Linked DNA regions of Homo sapiens: region 2 is linked to region 1. A link is a contact called in ENCODE Hi-C data. All regions are on one chromosome and are shown on one strand. The core of a region is the stretch at or near the end of the contact, and the rest is flanking DNA. Distances in the headings are between cores, read along the strand shown.

The links. Hi-C counts contacts between places; a loop is a spot of excess contacts on that map. Pooled maps may share reads with other maps.
Region 2: a pooled map shows a loop between it and region 1 (2.5-fold over the local background). The contact joins the enhancer-like site here to the promoter of CTAG2 in region 1. A Hi-C loop is called at or near these places in 1 of 168 maps with a recorded cell type or tissue (A673), 3 of 37 single-sample maps with no recorded cell type and 5 of 50 pooled maps.

What each region holds. Positions count from the first base shown.
Region 1 is chrX:154,651,792-154,655,319 of GRCh38, reverse strand. It overlaps CTAG2 (cancer/testis antigen 2), which reads left to right and starts at 1,741. Exons shown (of 3, transcript NM_172377.5): 1 at 1,741-2,073; 2 at 2,689-2,823; 3 at 3,053-3,343. The coding sequence starts at 1,805. The coding sequence ends at 3,191. It overlaps LOC105373387 (a long non-coding RNA gene), which reads right to left and starts at 1,585. Exons shown (of 2, transcript XR_938543.3): 1 at 316-1,585; 2 at 1-229.
Region 2 is chrX:154,711,294-154,714,821 of GRCh38, reverse strand. It overlaps GAB3 (GRB2 associated binding protein 3), which reads left to right. Exons shown (of 10, transcript NM_001081573.3): 3 at 1,396-1,615; 4 at 2,121-2,593. Among named protein-coding and RNA genes, the nearest start is that of GAB3, 38 kb to the left of the region's middle. Within about 2 kb of position 1,746, at least 3 of the 41 ENCODE cell types and tissues checked have a DNase peak (open chromatin) inside an H3K27ac peak, as active enhancers do.

The DNA of each region.
Region 1 (3,528 bases), core at 492-2,991:
CAGTAGAATGTCCCCGCAGGCCCGCCACCCTCACCCAGCCCCAGCCCTGCAGCCTCTGTCTGGGTGTCGGGGAAGCCTTTCTTGGGGTCACTCAGCCGTCTGAGGACTGGATGTGGCACAGACATACATAGGTTAAAGCTGCTACACGGAAGACTGGAGATGCGGGAAGTGCATTCGCTTTAAGCCTAGAGGTGGTAGCCGTGTCCGGGGTCCCTTCCTGGGGGTGTGCCTGTTACCGAAATACCAAGGGTTTGGTCTACGTCCTGCTGCTGGCCGCACAGAAAGCCAATGACTGACTGAGACGAAGAGCATTACCAGGGAAGACGGCTTTAATTGGGTGCTGCAGCCGGGGAGATGGGAGTTAAGTCTCAAATCCATCCCCCTGACTAAAACTAGGGGTTTATATAGCCAGGAAGAAATGCACCAATGTGTAGGAAAACAGGAACTCGGGAGGGCCCAGAAAGCAATCCTGATGAATTTGGGGGGTCCAGCATCTCATTGTCTGGATGTGGTTATCTGGTGAGTTTCAGTTCTTTGATATTTTGAGAGGCCCGAAGGTCATTTCCTGAGGAAGGAATTCAGATAAAACAACTGTAAGGTTCAAGCTTGAAGACCAGAAGGGTCAGTTTCTATGTGTATCAAAAAGAACAGCCTATGGGACGATTGGATCGGTTTCATGCCCAACCCAGGGTACAGGATGTGGGAAGCCTGAGCCGGCCTGGTGAGCAGCCCAGACACCCGGGATGGAGTATTGCAGCCTCTCGCCCCACAGACTTGTGAACAGGGCGTGGGGACAGACACCCAGCTCCTAGGGCCATGCCACCCCCACCCCTGCCCGCCTCTCGCAGCACCTTTCCTGTGGATCTGACCCCCTTCCAGACACAGAAGTAAGCCAGCACCCAGCAGACACAGGGTCACCTCCCAGCTCCCTACCAGGCAAGAGCGACCAGGGCAGGGACTGATACTGCCGAACCCAGGAGCCAGGCCCGACCCAGCCTCAGGTCCAGCAGGTCCCGCCTGTCCACCTGGGCCAGGCCTAGAGCCCGGGAGCCCCTGGCTGGTGGGAGGCCACCCGCAACCCACCCCACACGCAGCTCCAGCTCCCCCACCAGGCGGGGCGACTAGGACAGGGACAGAACCCGTTGAACCCAGGAGTGAGATCCGGCCCCGGGTCCCGCTGGGCCCTCCCGTCCACCTTGGCTGGACCTGGCGCCTGGGAGACCTTGGCTGGCGCGAGGCCACGCCCACCAGACATGCAGTTCCAGCTACCCCACCAGCTGGGCGACCAGGACAGGGACGGAGGCTGCTGAGCCCAGTTAGAGGCCTGCCCCCCGGGGTCTGTCCTGGGCGCTCCCCCAAGGACGGACAGGGCAGACAGGGTCCGGGACGATGGCCGCACAGTCCCGGCCCCGTGTTCCCAGGCCCGTCTTGCTCCTCGATGTGAGGGAGACCCGGGGGATGGGACAGGCTGGGCCCCGCAGTGCCTGACTCCCTGCAGGGCTCCCGGGACAGGGGTCCGGCGGACAGCCGGCTGCTCAGGGGTGAGGGGTCCAAGCTGGCATTGCGGCCACCTTCCGGCCCGGGCTCTCTTGGGGAGGGGCGGGGTTGGTGAGAACCGGTCACGTGCTCCGGGGCTCACTCGGGGTCTCCCAGGGCCGGAAGTAGGGCCCCTGTGCGCAGGCGCCCTGAGGATCCCGGGCTGCCCATCTCACGCCAGGGGGCGGAACTTCCTGCAGCCTCTCTGCCTCCGCATCCTCGTGGGCCCTGACCTTCTCTCTGAGAGCCGGGCAGAGGCTCCGGAGCCATGCAGGCCGAAGGCCGGGGCACAGGGGGTTCGACGGGCGATGCTGATGGCCCAGGAGGCCCTGGCATTCCTGATGGCCCAGGGGGCAATGCTGGCGGCCCAGGAGAGGCGGGTGCCACGGGCGGCAGAGGTCCCCGGGGCGCAGGGGCAGCAAGGGCCTCGGGGCCGAGAGGAGGCGCCCCGCGGGGTCCGCATGGCGGTGCCGCTTCTGCGCAGGATGGAAGGTGCCCCTGCGGGGCCAGGAGGCCGGACAGCCGCCTGCTTGAGTTGTATCCTGTTCTGTTCTGTTCTAGGAGGTTCTGGTGGCGAGGTGGGGGCCGTGAGACGGAGACAACAGGGTCAAGAGGTGGGGGGCAGGGCCAGGAGGTGGGTGAGGGCAGGGCCAGGTGCGGAAGGTGGGGTTTGGGAGATGGGGGTAAGGCGCCGGGTGGGGTGGGGGTGGGGGCTGGGAGTTGGAGGTCGAGGGGTGGCTCAGAGGAAGGGAGTAGGTAGGGGATGGGAGGTGGAGCGTGTGCACAGTTGGGTGCTGGGCGATGGGGTGAGGGGCAGGGGGACAGGAGACAGGGGTTCTTGGGTGTGTGAAGGGATCAGGAGTTGGGGGGAAGCGTGCAAGGTGGGAGCCGGTGGCTGGGGTGTGGGCTGGATGGGGGTGGTGTCAAGCGATGGGGAGAGGTCCCGGCTGATGCGGCAGGGGGCATGGTGGGGAGGGCCTTGGAAGGGCACGCAGGAGTCAGCTTGAGGTGCAACAGAGGAAAGTGGGGAATCAAGACAGCTGGGTGGGGTTGCTGCAGGACCTGGGCCAGTGCGTGGGGAGACAGCCTGAGGGGATGAGATGGGCACCGGCCAAATCCTAGGAGATGGCACCTTAACTGGGTCCCCACCAGGCACATCACGATGCCTTTCTCGTCGCCCATGGAAGCGGAGCTGGTCCGCAGGATCCTGTCCCGGGATGCCGCACCGCTCCCCCGACCAGGGGCGGTTCTGAAGGACTTCACCGTGTCCGGCAACCTACTGTTTATGTCAGTTCGGGACCAGGACAGGGAAGGCGCTGGGCGGATGAGGGTGGTGGGTTGGGGGCTGGGATCCGCCTCCCCGGAGGGGCAGAAAGCTAGAGATCTCAGAACACCCAAACACAAGGTCTCAGAACAGAGACCTGGTACACCAGGCCCGCCGCCACCCGAGGGAGCCCAGGGAGATGGGTGCAGAGGTGTCGCCTTTAATGTGATGTTCTCTGCCCCTCACATTTAGCCGACTGACTGCTGCAGACCACCGCCAACTGCAGCTCTCCATCAGCTCCTGTCTCCAGCAGCTTTCCCTGTTGATGTGGATCACGCAGTGCTTTCTGCCCGTGTTTTTGGCTCAGGCTCCCTCAGGGCAGAGGCGCTAAGCCCAGCCTGGCGCCCCTTCCTAGGTCATGCCTCCTCCCCTAGGGAATGGTCCCAGCACGAGTGGCCAGTTCATTGTGGGGGCCTGATTGTTTGTCGCTGGAGGAGGACGGCTTACATGTTTGTTTCTGTAGAAAATAAAGCTGAGCTACGATTCCGTGTCTGAGTCTCTTTTCGGCGAGCGAAGGCACCTTCGGACTTGCATGCCCTTGTCCTCGGGTTGTAGGGGAGGCTCTGGGATTCACAGATTGAAGTAGCACAAGGTAACGGGAGGCAATTTGGGAAATGGGGGAAAATGAAAAGCCACTGGGTCCCGCCATTCAGCATTAACTACTGTGG
Region 2 (3,528 bases), core at 497-2,996, 59 kb before region 1:
GGCTCTTTACCACCCTGTTGTGCACCTTCAGCCTTAACTAGGTATATCGTCGTATACTGTGTTATATATCTCCTCTGTTTCTTTCCTTATCCAGGAGTTATCCTAAAACATACATATATAATATGTTTCCCAATAACCCAAGAGCACCAGGAATGAGTAAGGCACCAGGCCGAAACTGGAGAGCCTGTCCCGGCATGAAGTTGGAGGAAGCCAGAAAACTCACCTATGACCCTTTCCATTCTCTGTAGCCCCCCGCCTCAGTTTTTAGAACCACATAAGAGCAGGGTCCTCTTCATCTGAGAATTACACCCAAAGGGCTTTCTTGTGACTTTTCACAGAGTGTTTGGTTCTGTCTCCAGCAACCATATAGTAGTCAACACATTGTGTGTGTACCCTGGCCAGGATCTCTGTTGAAATGCTTTTGTATATTAACTTGTCTCATCCCCACAGCAGTTCTATGGCCTATGTGTGATTACTATCTCCACTTTATAGAAAAGGAAACTTGGAGAAGGCAGGCCATGTAGTAATGGCTATGTAGTAGAGCCTGGACTTGAACCTAGTTAGTTCTGGGTCATCCTGACTCAGGAATCCTGGACTATTAACTTGGTTCAAAAGGGAAATAAAAGCAGGCTTTTCATTGGCTGTTTCTGATCTGGAGTTCTCATTGATTCCTGATTCAAATTCATCTTAAGGACCATGTTCTCAGGTGATGGGGAGAATGTTATGCTCCTTGAGAAAAAGAAATGGACTTTTCCAGCCACCACAGCACTGTGTTTCTTTCCTTCCCTTTACTTATAACAGTGATGAACAGGACTCTTTATTTATGTGTTATTTGTCTGTCTTCTCTGCTAGAATCTAAACTTCAATAAGGGCAGGATCTTTGTCTTGGCTGTATTGAGGGTTAGTGGCATTCTGGGCACATGGTAGATGTAATAGGTATTCTATATAGACATATACCTATATAATAAACATGTATAGGTATACATACATATATGCACAAGTACATATATAACTATATGCATGTACTTGTTATGCATATATATATATATATATATATATATATATATATATATATATATGTTTGTTAGTTGAGTGAAAAAACAATGAGGCAAGGCTGCTGCTGAGGGCCATAAAGAAGCTGTGCGTAGATTAACTGCAGATTTTTGGGCCAAGAATGCTGGGTTTTTTACTCTTAATTGATTCAACACTTTGCTCTTGAAACATTGGCCTTCTTTCCCAGACATTGTTTATAGCTTGGGGAAATGGTCTTCTCCATCAGTACAAACACCAGCTGTGATTTGCATCTTCTGTTTGGCTTCTTTGATGCTGTTGGAGAAATTTTGAGTGCGTGTTATAGCCATTCTTAAACATTAACCTGGGAAATGATTTCTCCAGCAGATTCCATGGAGAGCCTCTCTTACACGCCCTCCTCCCTGCAGCCATCCTCTGCCAGCTCCCTTCTTACCGCCCATGCTGCCAGCTCCTCTTTGCCAAGAGATGACCCAAACACTAATGCCGTAGCCACTGAGGAAACCAGAAGTGAGTCAGAGCTTCTCTTCCTTCCAGATTATCTGGTTTTGTCCAACTGCGAGACTGGAAGACTGCACCATACCAGGTATGCTTATGCCCAGGACTCTGTCTGAGCTGGGCCTGCTAGCATGCTCTCTAGAGTCACACTGCCTCCTCTTGCAGTCCGTAGCTGAGATGTGTTCAGTGTGCTTCACCAAATTAGTCCATTTAGTGGTAGCATTTTCTAGTGGGTGTGTCTGCTGTCACCTCTCTTCCTGCCAATGTCAAGGCAGGAACAGATTGCTATGAACCACTGTGAAAGATGAAGCATGTAGTATACTAAACAGAATGAGTCATGCTTTTCAGCATTGTGGTTTTCACTTCTAGCCTTGCATTTTCATGTGTATCTGATGCTTAGAGGATGAAAAAATCAACAAACCATTTTTCTTTTGCCACACCAAGGGGTTGGTGTAACTGAGTGTTGTAGAGGGAATGTGGCTATGCAAGTAGCAAGCAAGGTGGTACTGGGGAGATGGGAATGAGGCCAGCGTTGGTTTTGTGGTGGGTGGATGGCTGCATTTTAGTCCAACTTACATGCTTTTCTTCCCCAGTCTACCCACCAGATGTGATAGCTGGTCAAACTCAGACCGTTCATTGGAACAGGCTTCATTTGATGATGTTTTTGTTGACTGCCTGCAGCCGCTCCCCTCCAGTCATTTGGTCCACCCCTCATGCCATGGCAGTGGAGCTCAGGAGGTGCCATCCTCGAGGCCTCAGGCTGCCCTGATCTGGAGTAGAGAAATCAATGGGCCACCCAGGGACCACTTGTCTTCTTCACCATTGCTGGAAAGTTCCTTAAGTTCCACCATTCAGGTAGATAAAAATCAAGGTTCCTTACCCTGTGGAGCAAAAGAACTAGACATTATGTCCAACACTCCACCTCCCCGCCCCCCTAAGCCAAGCCATCTGTCTGAACGGCGCCAAGAGGAGTGGAGTACACACAGTGGTAGCAAGAAGCCAGAATGCACTCTGGTTCCAAGAAGAATCTCCCTCTCTGGTTTAGACAACATGAGAACCTGGAAAGGTAAGTGTTGGGTCCTAAGATTCAGGCGCCAAGAAAACCCGGGCTCCTCTTCACTCTTTGTGCCCATGTGAGGTCATGCCAATGGACCAAAACGATGGGGCTGGGTTAGAATTACCTTGATGTGTGCAGCTTGGTAAAAAGCCACATCAGTAGTGTGTACTTGTGTACATATGTGCTTGTCCCTTGTTCAGGCTGGCCTGATCTTCTAATGGGGCTGGATCCTTGGTGGAAGCATATACCCTGAAAGCAGCACTCTTCTGTTCCTGGATCCCCCCAACCCCTCCTTTGAGCCTGACCACCAGGAGAGACATTTAGGTCCCCATAGATGCTGCAATAGGTTGGAACCCTGGTCCCTTGTGATGGGCTTGCCCATGCAAGTCCTTGCCCATGTGGTAAGCTTCCCACCTGAGTCTGAGCTCCTAGTGTTTTTTGGAGTCACTCAGGGACCCACTTGGTACAAAAGTTGATGTCTTTTGTCTTAACTCAGTCCCATTCCCTTCTTTGCCTCTCTCTCACATACATAGAGAGTCCTGAGACCACAGACCATCACTGCCTTCTATTTTTTAGCAATCCCATCAACCTCATTCATCATCCCACTAGACTTGTTCTTTCCAAATTCTAAGTGGCTGTACAAAGGGCCCTCCCACAGCCCTCTTTTGCCCTTTTCTATAAGGCCATTTATCCTCACGAGGTTATCTTGCAATTCTGCTTGCAGTTCCATCTTCCTCCACCTGTTTCTTTCCACCTGGGCCTCTCTGGCCTTCAGAAGCTGTTTGGTGAAAGCCAATTCAAGCCCATTCATTGTGGTTTTTCAGTAACCTCTTCTTTACTGCTTTGCTGAGCCACCTCATCTTTCTGCCATGAGCCAACCAACCTTAGCATTTTGCTCTTCTTTCTTACATCAGTCTGTATCTCTCAGATACACAGACAGACAC